Regions from separate parts of the Homo sapiens genome. Here region 1 is linked to region 2. Evidence: read pairs that join two places in POLR2A ChIA-PET (ENCODE). Cell type or tissue: B cell. All regions are shown on one strand. Links, peaks and the distances in the headings refer to the core of each region. The heading gives the core; the rest is flanking DNA.

Evidence for each region. Peaks named below come from ENCODE experiments on the same cell type or tissue, not always from the same donor. Only the 100,000 strongest peaks of a DNase experiment are listed, where the experiment ranks them.
Region 1: POLR2A ChIA-PET joins it to region 2 with 5 read pairs; 2 of 35 experiments call an interaction of 5 or more read pairs at or near these places.

Annotation. Positions count from the first base shown.
Region 1 is chr6:36,114,061-36,116,982 of GRCh38, forward strand. It overlaps a transcript of MAPK14 not described here. Among named protein-coding and RNA genes, the nearest start is that of MAPK13, 15 kb to the right of the region's middle. RefSeq lists an enhancer at 1,178-1,257. In B cell, for the core only: no CTCF peak of the experiment used is centred there; a DNase peak (open chromatin) is centred at 1,171; H3K4me3 peaks cover 1,412 bases; H3K27ac peaks cover 2,500 bases.
Region 2 is chr6:35,927,713-35,930,634 of GRCh38, forward strand. No RefSeq gene overlaps it. Among named protein-coding and RNA genes, the nearest start is that of SRPK1, 8.1 kb to the left of the region's middle. In B cell, for the core only: no CTCF peak of the experiment used is centred there; no DNase peak of the experiment used is centred there.

The DNA of each region.
Region 1 (2,922 bases), core at 217-2,716, 190 kb after region 2:
GAAGCTGTCCTGTGCAGTGTAGGGTGTTAGGCAGCATCCCTGGCCTCTACCCACTAATGCCAGTAGCACTCATGCTCCCTTCCCCCAGTTGGGATAGCCAGAGATGTCTCCAGATGTTGTTGCCAAATGGCTTCTGGGGAACAAAATCATCCCTGGTTGAAAACCATGAATCTAACACTTCATCCCTCCTAATCTTGCAGAACACCAAAGCCTCTTTTCTTGAAAAAAGAGTTAACACCCACTGGCCTGTTGTAACTTAAAGAAGTAGTTTGGTGGCCGGGCACGGTGGCTCATGCCTGTAATCCCAGCACTTTGGGAGGCCGAGGTGGGCGGATCACCTGAGGTCAGGAGTTCAAAACCAGCCTGGCCAACATGGCAAAACCCTGTCTCTACTAAAAATACAAAAAATTAGCCGGGCTTGGTGGTGGGCACCTGTAATCCCAGCTACTTGGGAGGCTGAGGCAGGAGAATCGCTTGAACCTGGGAGGCGGAGGTTGCAGTGAGCCAAGATGACACCGCAGCACTCCAGCCTGGGCAACAAGAGTGGAACTCTGTTTAAAAAAAAAAAAAAAAAGTAGCTTGGCATCTTGGAGGAAAAGTACAAATTGGAAAGGCCTTTTTAGACTCAAATACATATTTTTAGGGGAAATATGTTTGGTACTGAATAAAGGTCATTTCATTTCTTAAAAAAAAACAGTAGGTTGAGTAAATTAAGTTATCCTTTGTTCAGAAGTTCTTTGCCATTATCCACAGGCAGAAAATCTGGTAATTAAACTGGGGGTATGACTACAAGATTTTCTTAGACCAGTAAGGAAATAACAAATCTCAATGTGCCTGGTGTGTTGTCGACACTCAAGATACTGGTTAGTCTGCATCTCACGAGTTGACAGGGGGCATCGAGGCTGTCTTGTTAGGGGGAGTTTGCAGCCTTCTGCATCTGGGAACAGTGTGTGTCTCTAAAGCCAACTGGGGAGAGAGCTTCTGAGGACAAATGGTCCTGAGGCAGTTTCTGGAAAACCCATTATTGAAGCCATAGGCTGTGGTCTAAGTACGCATAGCCAGTGGGATAATGTTATATTGCAGAGTTATTTGAGTAGTTCAATTTAAGGAAGGTGCTTTGTTTAGAAGTTATTATAAGTTAAATAAGGAAGTAACCTTCAGTTTGCAACTAAAAATAGAAACTGCCACCACCATTTGAGTGTCAGTTGCAGCAGAAAAGAAGAAGGTGTAAAACCACAGACCCAGCCTAGATTCTTAACAAAAACCAGTGGTTCTAAACTCTTGTCAGATCTATTACCCTTTGCATAACTAATATTTTATAATACCTCTTTTATAATGCTGAGGTGAAATTCATAGATAATTCACACAATTTCAAAGAAAATATAATGATCCAATATAAATGACAAAGGAAAAATACGAATACATTTCCATATATAAGTGCTGGCTGGGCATGGTGGCTCGCACCTGTAATCCCGGCACTTTGGGAGGCTGAGGCGGGCAGAACACTTGAGGTCAGGAGTTTAGGATGAGCCTGGCCAACATGGAGAAACCCGTCTCTACAGAAAATTTTTAAAACGTTAACTGGGGCGGGGCGCAGTGGCTTACACCTGTAATCACAGCACTTTGGGAGGCTGAGGCAAGTGGATCACTCGCCATCCTGGCCAACATGGTGAAACCCCATCTCTACTAAAAATACGAAATTAGTACAAGATAGAAAAATTAGTCAGCTGTGGTGGCACCCACCTGGGTCCCAGCTACTCAGGAGGCTGAGGCGGGAAAATTGCTTGAACCTGGGAGGTGGATCTTGCAGTAAGCTGAGATCATGCCACTGCACTCCAGCCTGGGCAACAGAGGGAGACTCCGTCTCAAAAAAAAAAAAAAAAATGAAAAAATAAAAAGTTATCTGGGCATGGTGGCACACACCTGTAGTCCCAGCTACTGAGGAGGCTGAGGCAGGAAGATTGCTTAAGCCATGGAGGTTGAGGCTGCAGTGAGCCATGATCATTCCACTGCACTCCAGCCTGGGTGACAGAGTGAGACCCTGTCTAAAAAAAAATAAAAAGTAAATTCTCAGGCATAGCTACATAAAAGAAATAATGAAGTAGTTAGATGCTTGTACCTATACATAGAATCACCTTGAATATGACAGCTCCAAATGCGTACTGATACAGTTGTGTTGTCTTGACAACTCAGATACCATGGCTGACTGCTGTCAGTCATGATTTTTCTGAAAGTGGTAAGCAACTCTTGGTAAAAATTTCAAACAAACAATTAGAATCTTTTTTTTTTTTTGGACAGGGTCTCAGTCTGTTGCCCAGCCTGGAGAACTTTTTTATTTACTCAGTTGTGATCCTGGGAAATGTAAGTATATTAATATGCAGAAAAGTATTTGTTTGATATGTAAAACCAAGTTACAGTCTAGGCTCAGATAATCATAAATAGTTTTTTCCACCTTCATGAATGTCCAGCAGGATGTTTGTAATGTGAAGCAATTCTTGTTAAGAATCCCACTCTGCACAGTGGCCCGTGCATGCTCATATCAGTAATACTCCTGATCAGTATGATAACCAAAAATGGCCCCAGAGATTTCAGTGCACCCGCTGAGAACTGCTGACAGATCAAATGACTCTGGGACACCTGGAGTCCTAAGAAGTGAAACCTCCACAATGCAGGACAGACCTGGCTCCCTATGGTCTTCCTTCCTTCCTTCACCTCCTTCCCCCTACTTTCCTTACCTCCCTACTAAAAAGTAGTTCTTTTAATGAACTGCTACTGTATGTTAGGCAATTTACATTCTTGCATATTCTATACAAGTAATGTCTCTTTCTCAGTCACGTTACAACTGAGGCTAGATTCAACAGACTATCCTGATATCAACGTTGAAAGACTCCTGGTTCCAAAGAGTTTTATAGCATTGGTGTT
Region 2 (2,922 bases), core at 174-2,673:
AATATAAGATTGGGGGCCCCTAAGAGGCTCCCAAGCCAGACAAAGATGCTCTGCTATACTTAGCATGTTCCAGGGGTCATGCAGACTTAGACAATAAAAATAATGAACTTAAGATCAAAAGTCTGACTAGGCACGGTGGCTCATGCCTGTAATCCCAGCACTTTGGAAGGCCAAGGCGGGCAGATCACCTGAGGTCAGGAGTTTGAGACCAGCCTGGCCAACATGGCAAAACCCTCTCTCTACTAAAAATACAAAAATTAGCCGGGCATGGTGGCTCATGTCTGTAATCCAAGCTACTTGGGAGGCTAAGGCAGGAGAACTGCTTGAACCTGGGAGACAGAGGTTTCAGGGAGCAGATGTCATACCACTGAACTCCAGCCTGGGTGACAGAGCGAGAATCCATCAAGATCAAAAGTCTTTACTGTTTCCTGAGCAGTGTGTAAACCTCCCAGACTCTTACGTGACCCTTGAGAGACAAGCTCTATAAGGACTGTGATTTAACTTCTCCATCATGGCAGGCTTGGGGGCACACTGAAGTCAATTTAGGAAATACATAGAAATGGACAACATGGCTTACACATTTGAGATCTGATTTCTACTGGCTATGCAATGTTAAATCCATTTTTTTGTTTCCTTCTTTCAAATACTTTCCACCATACTTACCCTCATGACAGACATTTACACTTCAGCCCTTAGGCTGTGAGAAGCAAAGAAGGAAAAAAATAGGCCTTGCTCTGTAGGATTTAATAGCTAACTCTTATATAACAATTACTGGCTGGGTGCGATGGCTCATGCCTGTAATCCCAACACTTTGGGAGGCCGAGGTGAGCAGATCACGAGGTCAGGAGTTGGAGACCAGCCTGACTAACATGGTGAAACCCCGTCTCTACTAAAAAAACAAAAATTAGCCAGGCATGGTGGCGCCCACCTGTAATCCCAGCTATACAGGAGGCTGAGGCAGGAGAATCGCTAGAACCCGGGAGGCGGAGGTTGCAGTGAGCTGAGGTCATGCCACTGCACTCGAACCTGGGTGACAGAGCGAGACTCCGTCTCAAACAAACAACAACAACAAAATTACTATTTACTAGTCACTGTTGTCCCACAACCCTGAAACCCTACAAGATAGGTACTATTCTTTTAATCTCTGACAGGAAAAAACTAAGGCACAACCAAGATCATGCAAGGTAATAAGAGGCAAGGTTTTGAATCTGGGAAGTCAGACTCTGGAATTCATACTCTCAGCCACACACTATATTACCTACCCAGTGTAGTGGGGGATGGATAGATAAGTAAGTAATTAAATACAATGTACAATGGTAGATGCAGAAGCTACCCTGGAAGCACAAGAAAAGAGGCCCCGTCAGCTCAGGATTTATAGAGAGGCAAGGAAAGAGGCATCTCTTGGATGAGTGACACCTGGACAGAGTTGGAAAGCATGAGTAGGTATCAGCTGCACACAAAAGGGAGGAAAGAAAACTCCAGTCAGAGAAAACAGCATGGTATCACAGAGGTATAAAATGTAAGGGGGCCAGGCACAGTGGCTCATGCCTGTAATCCCAGCACTTTGGGAGGCTGAGACGGGAGGATTGCTTGAGGTCAGGAGTTCAGGACCAGCCTGCGCAACAAACTGAGACCTTGTCTCTACAAAAAAAAAAAAAAAAAAAAAAAAATTTAAATAGCTGTGCATACTGGCAGGCACCTGGGGGCCCAGCTACTTGGGAGGCTGAGGCAGGAGGATTGCTTGAGCCCAGGAGGTTGTTGCAGTGACCCATAATTATGCCACTGTACTTCAGCTTGGGCGATAGAGTGAGACCCTCTCTCAAAACAAACAAAACATGTATATATATATACACACACACACACACACATATAATGCAAGCGGGGAGTGGTGAGAGATAGCTTGCCCACAAATATTTATGGGCCCCCTTCTTTTTTAGGCAGGTACTGTGTTTGGTGCTGGGGTAACAAATAGCAGGGATAGCACATCTAAGGAACTTGAACTTTCAAGCATTATGCTCCCTTACCCACTAAAATAATCTTAAAAACTAGCCCTAGGCAAAACACTCAACAAACCAGGAATGGAAAGGAATTTTCTCAACCTGATCAAGGTCATCTATGAAACACCCACAGCTAACATCATATTTAATGATGAAAGGCTGAATGCCCTCCCCCTAAGATCAGGAACCAGAGGAGGATGTCCACTCTCGCCATTCCTGTTCAGTACTGTGCTGGAGGTTCTAGCCAGAAACAATAGGCAAGAAAATTAAATAAAAGGCATACAGATTGGAAGGGAATTTGAAATTTTAAAATAAAGCTGTTATATCACAGTTTTGAATGTCATCCAATGGAATTTAAATATATATAGCAATTTGTTATGTACCATCATCCATTTATATAGAGAGATATATAAAGCAAAAGCACTCTTGGTACTATAATAAATTCTACATTACTCGTTTTTCTCCTTGAACTTGTCTTTCTATTCCATTTTGTTCTCACAGAAGTTTATCCTCTGCTAATTTTATGCTTGAAAGTCTTTTATCGATCATCCTTTCATACTTCTCTGCCACACAAATGTGCATTTATGTGGAAATTTAATTTGTAAAAACATTTCCTCGGACCATAATCCTTCGAAAAGTTCCTTACCTATTATTACAAGTATTATTATTGCATGATTAATCAAAGTAACATATAGCATCATTTTTCAATAAATGAAATTTTATTGCAAATGCATTTCAGTGTGATGGTATGTGATTTTTCTCAATGAGTCCTGCATCATTCTATTCCTTTTTTTTTTTTATTAAGAAAACTTACATAAAACAAGTAGATGGGAATGAAAAGGGGTTTGCTATAGCAATAGCATTCAGTTCTTTTGGAACTGTTTCCAAATAATGTGCCAAAAATCACACAACAATCATAGTCCAA